Linked DNA regions of Mus musculus: region 1 is linked to region 2. A link is a loop called in an ENCODE intact Hi-C map of the cell type or tissue named here. Cell type or tissue: heart. All regions are shown on one strand.

The links. Peaks named below come from ENCODE experiments on the same cell type or tissue, not always from the same donor. Only the 100,000 strongest peaks of a DNase experiment are listed, where the experiment ranks them.
Region 1: it touches region 2 in a loop (1.9-fold over the local background); 1 of 42 quality-filtered maps calls a loop at or near these places.

What each region holds. Positions count from the first base shown.
Region 1 is chr3:95,674,627-95,677,126 of GRCm38, forward strand. It overlaps Adamtsl4 (ADAMTS-like 4), which reads right to left. Exons shown (of 18, transcript NM_144899.3): 17 at 2,485-2,500; 18 at 1,575-2,343. The coding sequence ends at 2,207. It overlaps Gm52627 (a long non-coding RNA gene), which reads left to right. Exons shown (of 2, transcript XR_003954671.1): 2 at 1-1,616. Among named protein-coding and RNA genes, the nearest start is that of Gm52627, 3.7 kb to the left of the region's middle. In heart, CTCF peaks have their summits at 1,369 (motif pointing left) and 2,299 (motif pointing right); DNase peaks (open chromatin) are centred at 395, 965 and 2,375; H3K4me3 peaks cover 1,480 bases; H3K27ac peaks cover 2,500 bases.
Region 2 is chr3:95,587,312-95,589,811 of GRCm38, forward strand. It overlaps Hormad1 (HORMA domain containing 1), which reads left to right. Exons shown (of 15, transcript NM_001289532.1): 15 at 70-549. The coding sequence ends at 147. It overlaps Golph3l (golgi phosphoprotein 3-like), which reads left to right and starts at 1,623. Exons shown (of 5, transcript NM_146133.3): 1 at 1,623-1,823. The coding sequence starts at 1,656. Gm40097 (a long non-coding RNA gene) reads right to left here and starts at 1,506. Exons shown (of 3, transcript XR_867468.2): 1 at 1,334-1,506; 2 at 49-105. In heart, a CTCF peak has its summit at 1,496; a DNase peak (open chromatin) is centred at 1,500; H3K4me3 peaks cover 1,570 bases; H3K27ac peaks cover 1,243 bases.

The DNA of each region.
Region 1 (2,500 bases), 87 kb after region 2:
GGGCCAAAGTCAGGTTTTTTTCATGGTGTATTTGGGGAAAGGGTCTCACAAGTATAGCCCAGGCTAGCCTTGTGATCTTCCTGCCTCAGCCTCCCACGTGCTGGGATCACCCATGGCTTTATTTTTTAATTAAAAAAAAAAAAAAGAAATAAAAAGGAACAGATATGACTGCTCCTAGGTATGACGAAGGAGAAAGTTTACAGTAGATCAGAAGAACAAAGCCAGAGGCAGCCACATCTGGGAGAGTTCAGAGTGATCCTGACCTTGTGAGGAGAGGGGGGAGGGGAAGGGAGCAGAAACCAGGTCCAGCTACCAGTAGGCCAAAGGTACAAAAGGGGCAGGTAGCCAGGACGGTTGCTTATAAAGGGAGGGGCAGTCCAGTCCCGTGGGCTGGGAGACAGGGTGTGCCAGTCATACCCTTGTAACAGCGACTGAGGGATGCTGGGAGAACCTGTTGACTGTCAGGTCCACTTTGATATATTAAGCAGGCGCCTCAGCCGTTTGTCCGGGGTTAATTTTCCTTCCCCTCCTTTGTCACCCACTCAGTCCCCTTACACTGTGCTTGCTGTCATCTTCCTGCTCAGCCACATCCAGCGGGAGGACAGCCTAAGTCCCAAGGCAGGGAGCTTTGTACCCTTCTAATGTAGCAAAGGGTTTGCTACAGTGGAACAACTTTATTCTTAGGGGAACTTGGTATCCAAGGAGTGTAGCTGTGTTCAGAAAATAGTAGTAAAACTGTCTGCAGGCTTTTACTAATGGCCATACTCAGCCTGTCTGAAGAGGCACAGACAGAACAAGGCTGCCTCCAGCGGGGCATCGGCAGCAAGAAAGTCAGGCCTCAGAACCAACTGTAGGGGCCAGGGAAGAGGACCCTGGAGAAGGCTGTCCACTCCACCTTTAACAAGTTATTTACTTTGAAAGAAACACACAGGGAGAGGGAAGTGGTGGGGGAGGGAGGAGGCCTGGTGAGACATCTCTGTGGAATGTGTCTCTGGCAGGACATCTGGTCCTGCCTTGGCCCCTCCTCCCTCCTCCTGCAGTCACAGAGTCATGCGGGCCAAGCTCCTATGATTTTGCTGAGCAAAGAGAGGGGGCAAAGTTACCACCCCATGCACCCATGGAAAGCAGTAAGCAGGCATCTAGCAGGGAAGTGGGTAAAAGAGGAGGAGACAGGGCCAGAGCGAGAGAACCTGAAAAGCAACATGCATGCCCCACGCTCGTGCGCACACAAGCCAGCTTAGCCCTGCATTGAAAAGTTCTGCTGGATTCCTAGAGACAACAGGAAGAGCCTACCCAAAAGCCCACCACAGGCTCTCTGCTGGGATCCAAGCACCCATTACTGCTCCTAAACTGGGAAAAGTAGCGGCCTCTAGTGGCCAGTAAGCCATCTGCAGATCTGTAGTGGGACAGAATCTTAGGCCCTTGATCCAGACTGCCCCAGGTTTGAAGCTCACTCCACAGCCCATGAGGACCACATCTTCCTCCCATCCCTAAATGCCGCTCCTCTTCCCACACCACATCTGGCCTCACATTGCTCGGATGGTGGGGTCCCCATGAACATAACGAAGAGCATGTTTATGTCAAAACCAACTTTAATAAAAAATAAATTACTTCTGGGGTGGGCATCATTTTCAGTGTGAAGTGGCGACTGGGGCTAGGATGTCTTATGCTGACGTTTCTCTTTTTCACCCTCGACACAAGTGGTCCCTGCCCTGGAGAGGTGTGGTCCTTCCCCAGTAAGGTAGGGTAGCAGTGGCTGATCCCTGCCCCTGCTAATGAGGGAGGTAGGAATACAGAGACTAGATAAGGCAGGGATGGGAACAACAGGGTAATTTAGAAGATGTGGAGACGAGGATTGGGGCACAGACCTGGAACTTCTGGGGGACACACACTATGTAGCTCAGATTAGTGTGGAAATATAACCTTGCTCTCTCCCCCTTTCTCCCCAGCCCAGAAAAGCATGAGGGATACAGGCACCGCCCACTTCCTATTCTTTCTCAAGCTGCTTTTGTGGAAGTGATAAACATACACAGGACAGACCCCCAGGCAGGTCAGGTACACTTCTTGAGCTATCACACTGTAGGTCTCTCACCCTGGAGGATCCCTCTGGCAAGGCTGAGACCAGGTGAAAAGCCAGAGGGTACAGAGCGGGCTAGTCAGTGGGTGGCACAAGAAAACCACGAAGGCAGGGTCTCTGGGACCCGTTTCAAGCCGGTTCCAGCTGGGACTGCTCCAGGACATGGGCACAAGAGCGGCAGCAGGTAGTTGTGTAGTAGGGGTAGACGCAGAGCCGGGCCTGTACCACCAGGGGGCAGTGTGGAGAGCTGTCCTTGCATTGGTCATCTGAGGACAGAGGTCAATGGCACAAGACTGGACTGACATCATCCCCTCTGGGAGCGTGGTACCCAATCCCACCAGCTCTTCTCATATCTGCCCATAGTCCAACTCCATCCCCTCTACTGGGGTGGGTGGGACGCTCTTTACCTGGTCGCTGGTTGCA
Region 2 (2,500 bases):
GAGAAACCCTGTCTTGAACCCCACCCCCAAAAAATTAAAGTCTCTTACGTAGTTGTTTTCTTTTAACAGGTCCTTCACGTCTTGGAATCTAGTCAAGAGTCAGTGCTGAAGAAAAGGAGAGTTAGTGAACCAAAGGAACATACCTAAAAATTATTTTTCTTATGCAAATTTGCAGTTCTCAACATTTAAACTAATATGCTGTATTATTTGAAGGTGTGCCTTCTGTACCTCTGAAAATTATTTTGTAGTTCATAGTTATTAAACTAATAAAAGTTTTAGCTATTATATTGTGTTTACCTGAGATAAATCCAAGGGAACTTTTGACTAAACAAAAATACAAATGTCATTGATTCTGCTCATATCCACTGAATACAACCTGCCTTCTATTTTAAAGAAAGCTTTTTTTTTAAATGTGTTAAGTTTTAAGGCCCTCTAAAACCATTTTTGAAGTGTTTATTCTGACTTTAAAATTCTGTAAGGATACACTTTTTACTTATGTTAAAACTGTACCATTTACTTGGTGCTATTAAAACAATGTTTGCTATTTTGATATAGTGTGTTATTAACAACTTTTTTTTTTTAATATTTATTTATTTATTATATGTAAGTACACTGTAGCTGTCTTCAGACACACCAGAAGAGGGCATCAGATTTCATTACAGATGGTTATGAGCCACCATGTGGTTGCTGGGATTTGAACTCATGACCTTTGGAAGAGCAGTCGGCACTCTTAACCGCTGAGCCATCTCACCAGCCCTATTAACAACTTTTAAATATGTATTTAGAGCAAAAATGATAAAAGCAATGGCCAATAAAAAAAAGACCGGCATCTTAATACCATGACTAAGATGCTCAGTGTGCAGGGTCTTTCAGGGCTTCTAGTTATTTAATTAACAGAAAGTGTTCAGCTATTAATTTTGAGAGAATTTAAGTAAGTATATCTTTCGCGAGGTGGACACATTTTAGAACTTTTGAGTGGTAGTGTGAACAATTGTTTTGCTGAGAGACCTGGAACCTAGCCCCACCCAAGCTATTTGCTTCCTTTGCTTCAGAAAAGGAAGACCTAAAAACTTGATCTGTTTCCGTCTTGTAATTTTAGCAGCCATATTCCAAACTGTACAGTAGCTACAGGATTATCAAAGTGGGATAACATCCCTCTAGAGCTGTTATGTGTGTAATAGTACCCATGCTGTTCAGTATAAACAGCACAAACCGAGTCAGATTACGTTTTTCTAGAGGCAAAGTTAAGCTCAGAGTTTACTCTTAGCCTTATTGCTTGGATGCCAACATTTCTTAACCAGCAGTGCCAATACAGACAGCTACAGAAAAACACCTGCTACACTGAAATTGGCCAACAGAATCCTTTCGTGATTGGCAGCACTGTGCTATCTCACAGAATACTTTGATTGGGTAATTTCATCGGGGTGGGATGCAGCCTTTTCCTCGCAGCCACCGAGGTTCCTTCATTGGACAGACCAGCTGTCAGGTTGAACCCAAACCTGCCTCCTTTTGGTGATGTTTGTCTGGATCGCAACACAATAGCCCGGAGGACCTCCCCTCGTAAGCTCCGATTGGCTAGAGTCAAACTTGGGGGTTTCTGATTGGCCCAATGAAGAAACACCAAGGTAGGTTGCCTAGTGATCCTGAGGAAGCTGATGTGTTATTCCCTCTCTGCAACGAAGGATCAGGAAGTTTGTACTCTCTGTGTGGCTGAGAAGTTTTTCACCTACTGGAACCCGCCTAGGGTACGGGAAACAGGTGCCCTCCAAAACGAGAGCGCGAACTGCAGCCTACGTCCCACTGCAGCTCAGGAGCAACGTCAGGTGAGCAAATATAACACTTCTTAACATCCAACAGAGCTGGTCAGTATTTTACTTTAGAGAGAAAGGGTGGTTTTTACTTATTTGTTGTTGCTCATCATGTTTTCAAGTAGGGTATTTTAACTAATAAGTGGCCACAGGGAAATGATGAATTCCTCAAAGAAAATTGCCCCCATTCTCCCCGGGGTGTTAAAGTTTCTTGGATTGGGTTTGGAAATAATGCCAAATGGAATTGGCACCCTAAGGCATTGTTCTGTGTTCTGTTCCTTCACTCTTCTTACTTCCCCTGAAAATTATATTTGAAATATACGCTTGTATGAAGAATTGTTTGTAAGACTCTTGGTGTGTATTTCTGGTGCTGTTTAATGAGTATATATTTATTTGAGCAGTTAAAACGTTAAAGATATTGTGCTAGTTGCTATGGAGAATATAAAAATTAAAAGATGACAATATTTCAGCCCTGGAGAAGTTTAATGTAACAGACAGCCATAACAAAAGAGGGACTATAATAAACATTTTAAAGGGCTTAAGTATAAATTTCTGTTTACATACAACTGAAGAAAAATCCATTTCTAAGTGTTTAATATATGCATAGTGGAGAGATAGAATTCACCTTAAGGCCTCACTTGTCTTTAGTAGGCCTTCAAAGACTGGACAGACAGTATTTAGGGAGGAAAGGA